2 separate regions of the Homo sapiens genome follow, and region 1 is linked to region 2. Evidence: chromatin loops called from intact Hi-C (ENCODE). Cell type or tissue: IMR-90. All regions are shown on one strand.

Region 1 (5,000 bases), 66 kb after region 2:
AATGGTCCTGGCTACTCAGGAGGTAGAGATGGGAGGATAGCCCAGGAGGTGGAGGTTGCAATGAGTCGTGATGACACCACTGCACTACAGCCTGGGCAAGAGAGTGAGACCCTATCTCACAAATCAAATCAAATTAAAAAATAAAACAATGAAAAATCAGTTTGCCCCTGGTATCTTGTTCCCTAAATTTCCTATACAGAATTCTCTACACAAATCTGTACAGCTCCATTTATTTTATATTTCAAAATGGCAAATTTGCCATAAAGACTCAATTGTCAGGTCAATTCTGGTAAGTAACCATGTTATTTATATTGCTAAAGAACCAAATTAAAAAAATATTGCAGAAAGAAAAAGGAACAGAATACAAATTAATTTTAGGTGCTTTACATAAAAGTGATCAATTCCCACCCTGAAAACAATAAACTGTCTTCCCATGGGATAGCAAACTTCAAAATTTCTGTATTTACTTCAGTTTGCTCTTGGTCATATAGATGTACAACAGTGACACAGACTTAAGCAGACAAATTAGATATGGCATGTGTTCCCACCTTGATTTGCTATAACTTCGCTCATCCCACTGCCTGTGACTGTTTGCAGGAAAGCAAAGTAACTCCTCCGCAACATCTGCTTCTCTAAAGCAGCAGACTGGTCATTTTCTTCTGCTGGCCGGAGCAGCACTTCAAAAATTGCATGAAGCAGGGGCATGAACATCTGTTGTAAAAACGGGGATACCTGTATCTGAAGATAAACAATCATTACTTCAGAAATTAGTAACAATATTAACATACAACTTAGAAAAAACTATTTTACATAAAGCCTTTCTTTTCTATTTAGGATGCATGCGTACATAATTCAGTTAGCAAATATCAATTTTAAGATAAAATCTATATAACCTAAACATTACTAGGCCAGACGCAGTGGCTCACACCTGTAATCCCAGCACTTTGGGAGGCTAAGGCGGGTGAGTCACCTGAGGTCAGGAGTTCAAGGCCAGTCTGCCCAACATGGTGAAACCCCATCTCTACTAAAAATACAAAAATTAGCTGGGTGTAGTGGCGCACGCCTGTAGTCCCAGTCCAAGCTACTCAGGAGGCTGACGCAGGGGAACTGCTTGAACCTGAGAGGTGGAGGTTGCAGTGAGTCAAGATCATACCACTGCACTCCAGCCTGGGCAACACAGCAAGACTCCATTTCAAGGTGGGGAAAAAACCTTAAAAAATATTACTAAAAGACTCAAGATCATTAAATTTAAACCCTTTCCTACAGCTTAAGATTTAGGTTAAAATAATAGTCAGACATATTTCACAATATTGCCATGGAATATTTTCAAAATTAAATTCTCAAAAAATGAATTATATGATTAAACTCTTAGGGTTTTTCTTGTTTTTGAACAAAGGTAAAAAACATTGTTTAATAGCATGTTCTCAATACTTGCTTACAAATGAACTCCTGAGTTTTATGAACTCTTGGGCAAATCCCTTCACTTCTCCATGCCTCAGTTTCCTCAACTATAACATATAATCCCTGTCTTCTAGGGTAGGTATGAAGATCAAATGAGTAAATGTACAAAAAATGCTTAGAACAGATTTTGAACATAGAAAGTACTATGTAAGTGGCCAGGTTTATGCCTGTAATCCTAGCACTTATGGAGGCCGAGGCAGGAGGATCACTTGAGGTCAGGAGTTCGAGATTAGCCTGGTCAACATGGGGAAACGCTGTCTCTACTAAAAGTACAAAATATTAGCGTGGTGTGGTGCATGCACCTATAGTTCCAGCTACTCAGGAGGCTGAGGCACAAGAATCGCTTGAACCTGGGAGGTGGAGGTTGCAGTGAGTTGTGACCGCGCCACTGCACTCCAGCCTATGTGACAGAGTGAGACTATCTCCATTTAAAAAAAAAAGAAAAAAGGAAAAAAGAGGTACTATGTAAGTATTAACCACTTTTATTAGCCAGCTTAAATGTCCTACAGAAAACTGACTTTAATACATTGAATTACTTTTAACTCTTGCTTGGGTACCTGAATTATGGTGCTTATTTAGTACTCAGTTTACTGGTTTTATATGCTCTTCTAAAACAGCAGACTAGTTTTCTTTTGCTACACAAAGCGGTTAGGGTCTGTTTATATTCAAACATCTATTAAGCATGACCTATGTATCAGGCAGTGTGCCAGACACCACAGATGATAAAAATACATATGATCCATGAGGCTCTTAAGTAATTCATTAAAAGCAAAAAAAAAGAAACCCAAGGGCAAAATCCGAAACATGTCTGAAGATAAATACATCTGATCTTCAAGAGATTTTCAGAGCTCTGAAAGTTTGCGGTACCTTGAATTTGGCCGTAATCTGGTTGATAAGAGGAATGAACTCCTGGAGATCTTTTGCTTCACAATCTTTGAGCATATGTTCTGAAGCAGATGGAATGAACGGAAGAACTTCTTCCTCCAGGCAAATAATCATTCGATGAAGGAAAGTACGGACTCCACTTCTGAGAATATCCTTTTGTAAGGGACAACTGAGGGCTGGCAAGAATGTCTGTAAACAGTCCAGATAAACTTCGGAACAGCCACATTGTTTCACAGTCTGTTTGTTGCTGAAAGCTTTACTGGTTCGACTATATAAGCAAAAATCAGGCAATCAGATGCAACTTTATTCTTTAAAAGTGTTATGGAGTATTCAAAAGCAATGCACAACAAATTACAAAATTAACAAAACTAAATAACCAGACCTTTATTTTCCACATCACAATTACTTCCATCTTTAGCTAATATGGCTATTTGTAAACTACTGCTTCCAATGATCTTTCCAGAACAAAAGAGCTCAAATTAACTTAAATGAATGACATGTAGTTAATATAATCCTTCTAATGTGAGTCTACCTAAATGTTTTATTAAAATCCTATTGACTGGGCTGGGTATTGTGGCTCATGCTTCTAATTCCAGCACTTTGGGAGGCTAAGGCAGGCAAATCACTTGAGGCCAGGAGTTCAAGACCAGTCTGGACAACATGGTCAAAACCGGTCTTTACTAAAAATAGAAAAATTAGCTGGGTGTGGTAGCACATGCCTGCAATCCCAGCTACTTGGAGGCTGAGGCACAAGAATTGCTTGAGCCTGGGAGGCGGAGGTTGCACTGAGCTGAGATCACAACACTGCACTCCAGCCTGAGTGACAAAGCAAGACTGTGTCTCCCCCACAAAAAAAAGAAAAAAGAAAAAAAAGAGAAAAATCCTACTGACAAAGTGGACAGAAAAGAGAAAATAAATCCACTTATTATGACTAGGCCTGTACTAGGTAACCTGCAAACCACCCATTTAAATTTAGAAAACCATCTTCAGAATTCTTTATACAACCTCTCTAATATCTAGCTCTTGTTCTTAAATATATTATAGAACAATTTAACTTCTAAATTAGCAATCTTTACAACTTTCATGCTGTTGTTTGTCAACAAAAAGTATGGCTAGAGGCGGAAAAAACAGCTGCTTGGGTGATCTTCAGGACACAATACAACTGAAGAGAAACCTCACGCTCTTCTCTTTAAGGTAACCAAGACTAACCAAAGATGTCCCGTCCCAATATATATTTGGTATATTAACACTTCAGCTGATCCTCTTAAACACACAACCCATTTATATCAGAGAAGTCAGAGGAGTTAAAGATTTACAGTTGTCAAGGCAAAAATGTAAATGGTATGTAACCTATCCCCTTCTTCAACCAAATCTAACTGACTGGATTTGGAGGACAAAGATTTAGACAATTCTCTGGATTATCCAACTGTGGAAACACAAATGTGTGTGCCCACCAAACAAGTGGTTCTGTCTGTGTAGATACATGCACTTTATAATTTTAACTGTGATCACACTTACCTTGCAAATCCAACAGCATGGTTAAGACAGTCTGCTAGAGAGGCTTGCCTTTCTTCATCTTGTGCCAGCATCAACTTTTCTAACAGAATTTTAAACTTCTCCATTAGTGGAGTCAACAGATTCCTCATTAAGGCTTGTTTCCTTTCTGCCGGATATTCACTATTAACAATCAGCACTCCAGCTGTCTCATAAATAAAAAGTTGATCATCGCTGCTCAGTAAGGACTGGTGGCCATTCTCCTAGAATGAAATTCAGTCTTATTAAAGCTTTTATTTTTTGAGTTCCCTTCATTTAATGAGAAAAAGTGCATTAGGAACAGGAAATGTAATCTATCACACCAACTCATATGTCAAATACTTATAAAGACAAATTTTCTCCCAGGACCATAGAATGAAAAGAAAACTAAATTAGAGGTCAACAGATCACGGTTCTAATTCCAGCCCTGACAAGACTCTATAAATGATCATGTAAGATAATTATTAAAGTTAGCTTTCTAACTTGTTTTCTTTTGTAAAGATCTTATTTATATAAGATTGTTATGAGGCTAGGCTGCATGTGGTGGTTCATGCCTGTAATCCTAGCACTTTGGGAGGCCGAGGCCGGCAGATCACTTGAGGTCAGGAGTTCGTGACCAGCCTGGTCAACGTGGTGAAACCCTGTCTCTACTAAAAATACAAAAATTAGCTGGGTGTGGTGGCGCACCTGTAGTCCCAGCTACGCGGGAGGCTGAGGCAGGAGAACTGCTTGAACCTGAGAGGTAGAGTTGTAGTGAGTCAAGACCATGCCACTGCACTCCAGCCTGGGTGACAGAGCCAAGACTCTGTCTCAAAAAAAAAAAAAAAAGTACTAGAGTGCTATACTTCTTTTAAATAATTAAGTAACAACACACAGTAAAGCATTATTTTGCATGTGTCTGTAAGGGTGTTTCCAGGAAAGATTAGTCAGTCCAAGTAGACTATGTGGGGAAGACCTGCCCTCAGTGTTGGCGGGCACCATCCAATTGACCAGGGGCTCTGAGAGAACAAATACATAAGGCAAATTGGTCTCTCTCTGAAAGGTGGACAGACTTTTCTTCTGCGGCCTTGAACATCAGAAATTTGACTCTGCAAAAGTACATTACACACAGCATTAACTGT
Region 2 (5,000 bases):
CCGCCTGGCGACAAAGCGAGACTCCATCTCAAAAAAAAAAAAAAAAAAAAAAAGCACATCTTTATAGTCTCTTCTACTTGGTGATCTTTAAGCCTAAAAGGATTTAGCTAAAGTTCTGAAGAAACTGTAAACTGGATACTATAAAAGTTAGATAATTACTATAAACAAGGAAAATATTTTTTAAAGTTAACGAGTAACTCTCCCCAAAAATGAAAATTGAACAAACATATTAAACGATGTTTGACATCACTATAAACCACAGAAATATAAATTAAAATAAGATCTCGGTTTTTACTAAACAAATTGGCGAATGTTTAAAAGATGTTATACATTCAATGTTGCCAAATGCATAGGTTTTATCTGCTTAGGACTATAACATGCACCCTTTTAAAGAACAAAATTGGCCGGGTGCGGTGGCTCATGCCTGTAATCCCAGCACTTTGGGAGGCTGAGGCAAGTGGATCACCTGAGGTCAGGAGTTCAAGACCAGCATGGCCAACATGGTGAAACCCCAGCTCTACTAAAAATACAAAAAACTAGCTGGGTGTGGTGGTGGGCGCCTGTAATCCCAGCTACTCAGGAGGCTGAGGCAGGAGAATCACTTGAACCCGGGAGGCAGAGGTTACAGTGAGCTGAGATCACGCCATTGGACTCCAGCCTGGGCAACAGCGAAACTCCGTCTCGGGGGAAAAAAAAAAAAAAAAAAAAAGAATAAAATTAGTAAAACCCAACAAAAATTGAAATTGACATACTCTCTGACCCAAAAATTCCATATCCATTTTTTTTTTTTTGAAACAGGGTCTCACTCTGTCACCCAGGCTGGAGTGCAGTGGTGTGATCTCGGCTGACTGCAACCTCCATCTCCCAGATTCAGGTGATTCTCGTGCCTCAGCCTCCCCAGTAGCTGGGATTACAGGTGTGCACCACCATGCCCAGCTAATTTTTGTATTTTTGGTAGAGACAGGGTTTTGCCATGTTGCCTAGGCTGGTCTTGAACTCCAGAGCTCAGGCAATCTGCCTGCCTTGGCTTCCCAAAGTGCTAGGATTACAGGTGTGAGCCACCGTGCCTGGCCAAATGTGAAATATTTTTATTAGCATTACAAGCGTTTGAGAACCTATAGAGGAGAACCTAAGGGCTTGAAAAAGAAAAGGTTCTATTACAGAGCCAAATATGACTTAATTTCTCTGAGGAATCAGGATAAGGAAAACTGCCATCCAAAAATTGCTTTATTGCCTCTGCAGGCTTTCAAATCTCTTTGGCCTTATCTATTAGGATTTTGCAGATAATAAGCAGACACCTAACTCCTCAAAGTACTGCATTTACCTGTGGCTTTCACCTGCAAGGAGGTGTGCAGAGGACCCCGTAAGCTACTCAGCACCAAAGTGCTGGTATCTTAAAAAGCAACTCTGATTCACCAAATTGAAAATTATGATTCCAATGAATTAAGTTATAAAAATAATGTAAATAGAGTTTGATCTTTACAAACTGATTCAAATAAGTAATTCGATTAACCAGTGCTTCTATAAAATGGAACTAATCAACCATTAAAAGGCATCACAGATACACAATCATAGAGAGAAAAACATGAGTTCTGACTTTATGACCCTTTACCACTGCTGAATCTATTGATACAGGAAGATATAAGTACAGATGTGAATGAACTCAATTGCACAGAAAATCACAGTAATTATTTTTGCATTACTCACCTTTCTAAAATGTGGTTATTTTCAGCAAGTTCTTTAACCACCCCTTCCATCTCTTCCTTTAATTTCTTCATACTAATAAAATAAACAAGCACCTTTGCTCAAAAACAGTATGCAAATGTTTTAGAATGATGTTTATGTTTTATTTTCTTTTAACTGGTCAATAGATAACCTTATTAAACATTGTATTACAACAAACATAAAAAATTTCAAAATGTAAGAGCAAAAGCACAAACTGCAATGAAAGCAAATGGAAACACTACAGTTTCCAAATGATGAGTTTCTTACCCAAGAGTCATTTCTACTAATGTGTTAGAACTTGGATAAATTGGGGTCATGGTATGTTTGATTCCACTGGAAGCTGTAAACATTTTCTGAGGCAGAGTTTCTTGTAACTGAAACATCAAAAAAAAAAAAAAAAGAAAAAAACCCCACATTAATCACAGAACAAAAGTACTTACTACAGATCTGACATCAAGTGTTACAGCTTTTAATAAGTCCTTTAAAAAAACTTTAAATTTTGATTTCAAAACTATCGATGATACAATACTTAAATCAACACCCTTTTAAGAAAGAAACTTTTCATACAGTTGATAAAAGGATGGTTTATCAGCTGTTTTTAGTTGTAAAACATCTACATTCTTAAAACTTGGCTCAAAATACATATTAAAAATTGGTGGGTGGAACTGAATGTAGGCACATTCTATCCCATTTCTCCCTTGTCAATCACTATCAGTTATAAACTGAGAAGAATTTTAATTTTTCCTTGACAGCTGTACCTACCTCATTAGTATATTCTTGATATTTTGATACTTCTTCTTCAATATCAAAACACTGATTAGTCAGCGATAATAACTGTTTCCTAAGATGAAGCATCTTTCTGAAAACCAAAAAGAATCAATTGATATGCAGTCTAGTGAAGCATTCTTACTTCAAATATACATTTATATTGTGCAGTCAACCACTAATCACTCCAAAAGAAGTTTACTCACCTTATCCATTCTTCTGACTTATTCAAAAATGCCTCATACTTTTTAACACATTCATCTGTAAAGTGCGTCATAGCTTTTGTGGCATGGTAATACAGTTTTTGCCTGTAATTTAGAAATAATCAGAGGCTTAAACCAATGTCACTGTTTCTACTTTCAATATTTAGAAATTTTCAAATATATGAAATGTATCTTTCCTATAATGATTGTTGTGGCTTTAGAATATTTACAGGAGAAAGTAAACGTTTCTAAGATAGACATTATAGCAGCAAGAAGATAAAGAGAAGGTTCAAAATGGATGTAAAAAAAATGCCTATTGAATGCGGTTAAAATTAAGACGGTAGTTAAGTCTGCCCTTGCCTATGTGCTGTATTATCTGTACTTCTGTAATCAGAGCATATGAGGCAGAAGCTGACTGACTGAAATGGTAATCTTTCTCCCCCCTCCTTCTCCCATCATGGTAACTTCCCAATTAGGGAGCAGATGTGTGAACCTCAAAAATGTCTACATATTGTAACAATCCTGTAAAATCAAGATTAAAATGTATTTTTAAATTGTAATTAATTTCAACTTTAAGAAGAATCATATTAATAAAGATAACCAAAATAGCACCAAAAATAACTATTAAACATAATCTGGATACTTACTTATCAAATTTGTGGATTTGTTCTTCATTATAAGCTAATCCTAGAAATAGGAAAATATATTACTGTTGTTAATATAGAATCATAATATTATACACAATGTATTTTCTTTTGAGATTATTGCTTCAAAAAGGCTAAGAGTCTGAAGCAGATGTCATAGATTTGTGGCTCATTGGTTACTTATGGCCCACAGATGCTTTTATTTGGTCTGTAAATAACAATGTAAAAAACAATTAACAGTTAACATTTAAAAATCAAGGTATTTCTAACAAATTCTGTATTTCTAGCTTTTTTTGAGAAATGGGAAGATTGGGCAATACCTTTGGTGAATATGAGTAGTGGCTCTCCCCTGTAGATGAGTCCCCACTGGCCAATCTCATTCCTTTCTGTTACCTGCCTGGCCTTTAGAGGTTCTGGTGTTCATGACCCTGATTTAAAGTATTCAAAAGGTTGATTTTAAGGATAGTTTTTTTTTTTTTTTTTAACACAATCAACCTTTTTCCTGACAGAATCACATCTCTGAAAAAAACAGCTTAAGAAGCTACCCTTACAGATATACCAAATTAATTTAACTGAATTATAACTAATTACTAAGAGGGATTTATTAAATTAACAAATAGCAAATTTTACTTACTACGTTCTGCTTTGTCTTTTTTGAACTGATAGTAAATCTCTGTCATGCAATTTAACAGGACTTGTAGTTTTTCTACACTATTTAAGGAAGAAAAACTCAAATAAATTAACTGAGTCAATGTGAAAAAGGACATTAATAAGAGCAGAAACTACGCATAAAGCTATAACCTACTTTCTGTCTTTCGGATGAGTGCCTTCTTGATGTGCCCATGCGTCTGCCAGTGATCCACCTGGAGATAATCTGCTGTCGATATCCTGAAGACTGGTTTCTATTGTTCCCTGAGAACTGGAAAGCTAAATAAAACCAAAGGTTCAGATCCAGATTGCCAAAAGCCAGAAATGATCATCACAGTCCCAACAAAGTCTAAAGTCTGGACCACATTTCTTTTGTAGATTACTTCAATTCAAAGGCACAGTAATTATTTCCATTTTTAAATACAAAAGAGTTTCTTAGGTTGATTTCCACCAGGGGTACAGTATGATAATAAAACATGAGACCAGCAGTAATACATCTTATAAAACAGTTCATTCAGTAAACACCCTTCTAAAACCACATGTAAAATACTTCTAATCTTGTTTCCTTATCTGTAAAAAGTGGTTAATTCTCCATTTCATAACCCGGTTTTGAAAATTAAATAGAACCACTAGAATAGTTCCAAATATCAACTGTGTAGGCAGCAAGATTTGTGCTCTTCTTGTTTAGAGGCCAAACCAAAGCAACTCCTCTTAAAAACAGAAAATGAAAAGAAACCTCATCTAAGATTCTGTTCATTTTAAGCTTAGTAAGTTTATCACTTACCTACCACAGAAATGCATACAGTATTTGTAAAACTTATGAAGAAAGGATGAAGGTTAGACTTAAAGGATAAATATGTCCATATATTTTAAAGGTCCTGATACACACTATTGCCTTTCAAATAATGTTGTCAGTAGTAGCTGACATTGCCACTAGCAACAAATAAGGATGCCCTTTAAACCACACTCTTGTCAGCACTGGCATTATAATTTTTTAAGCCTTGATAATCTGAAA

Evidence for each region. A loop is a pair of places that touch in the nucleus more often than their neighbours do. Peaks named below come from ENCODE experiments on the same cell type or tissue, not always from the same donor. Only the 100,000 strongest peaks of a DNase experiment are listed, where the experiment ranks them.
Region 1: it touches region 2 in a loop (2.9-fold over the local background); 26 of 110 quality-filtered maps call a loop at or near these places.

What each region holds. Positions count from the first base shown.
Region 1 is chr12:64,429,152-64,434,151 of GRCh38, reverse strand. XPOT (exportin for tRNA) reads right to left here. Exons shown (of 25, transcript NM_007235.6): 17 at 3,865-4,103; 18 at 2,329-2,614; 19 at 549-738. Among named protein-coding and RNA genes, the nearest start is that of TBK1, 20 kb to the left of the region's middle. In IMR-90, no CTCF peak of the experiment used is centred here; a DNase peak (open chromatin) is centred at 2,161.
Region 2 is chr12:64,494,747-64,499,746 of GRCh38, reverse strand. It overlaps TBK1 (TANK binding kinase 1), which reads right to left. Exons shown (of 21, transcript NM_013254.4): 14 at 4,143-4,264; 15 at 3,972-4,048; 16 at 3,341-3,380; 17 at 2,697-2,798; 18 at 2,488-2,584; 19 at 1,993-2,099; 20 at 1,708-1,779. Among named protein-coding and RNA genes, the nearest start is that of TBK1, 45 kb to the right of the region's middle. In IMR-90, no CTCF peak of the experiment used is centred here; no DNase peak of the experiment used is centred here.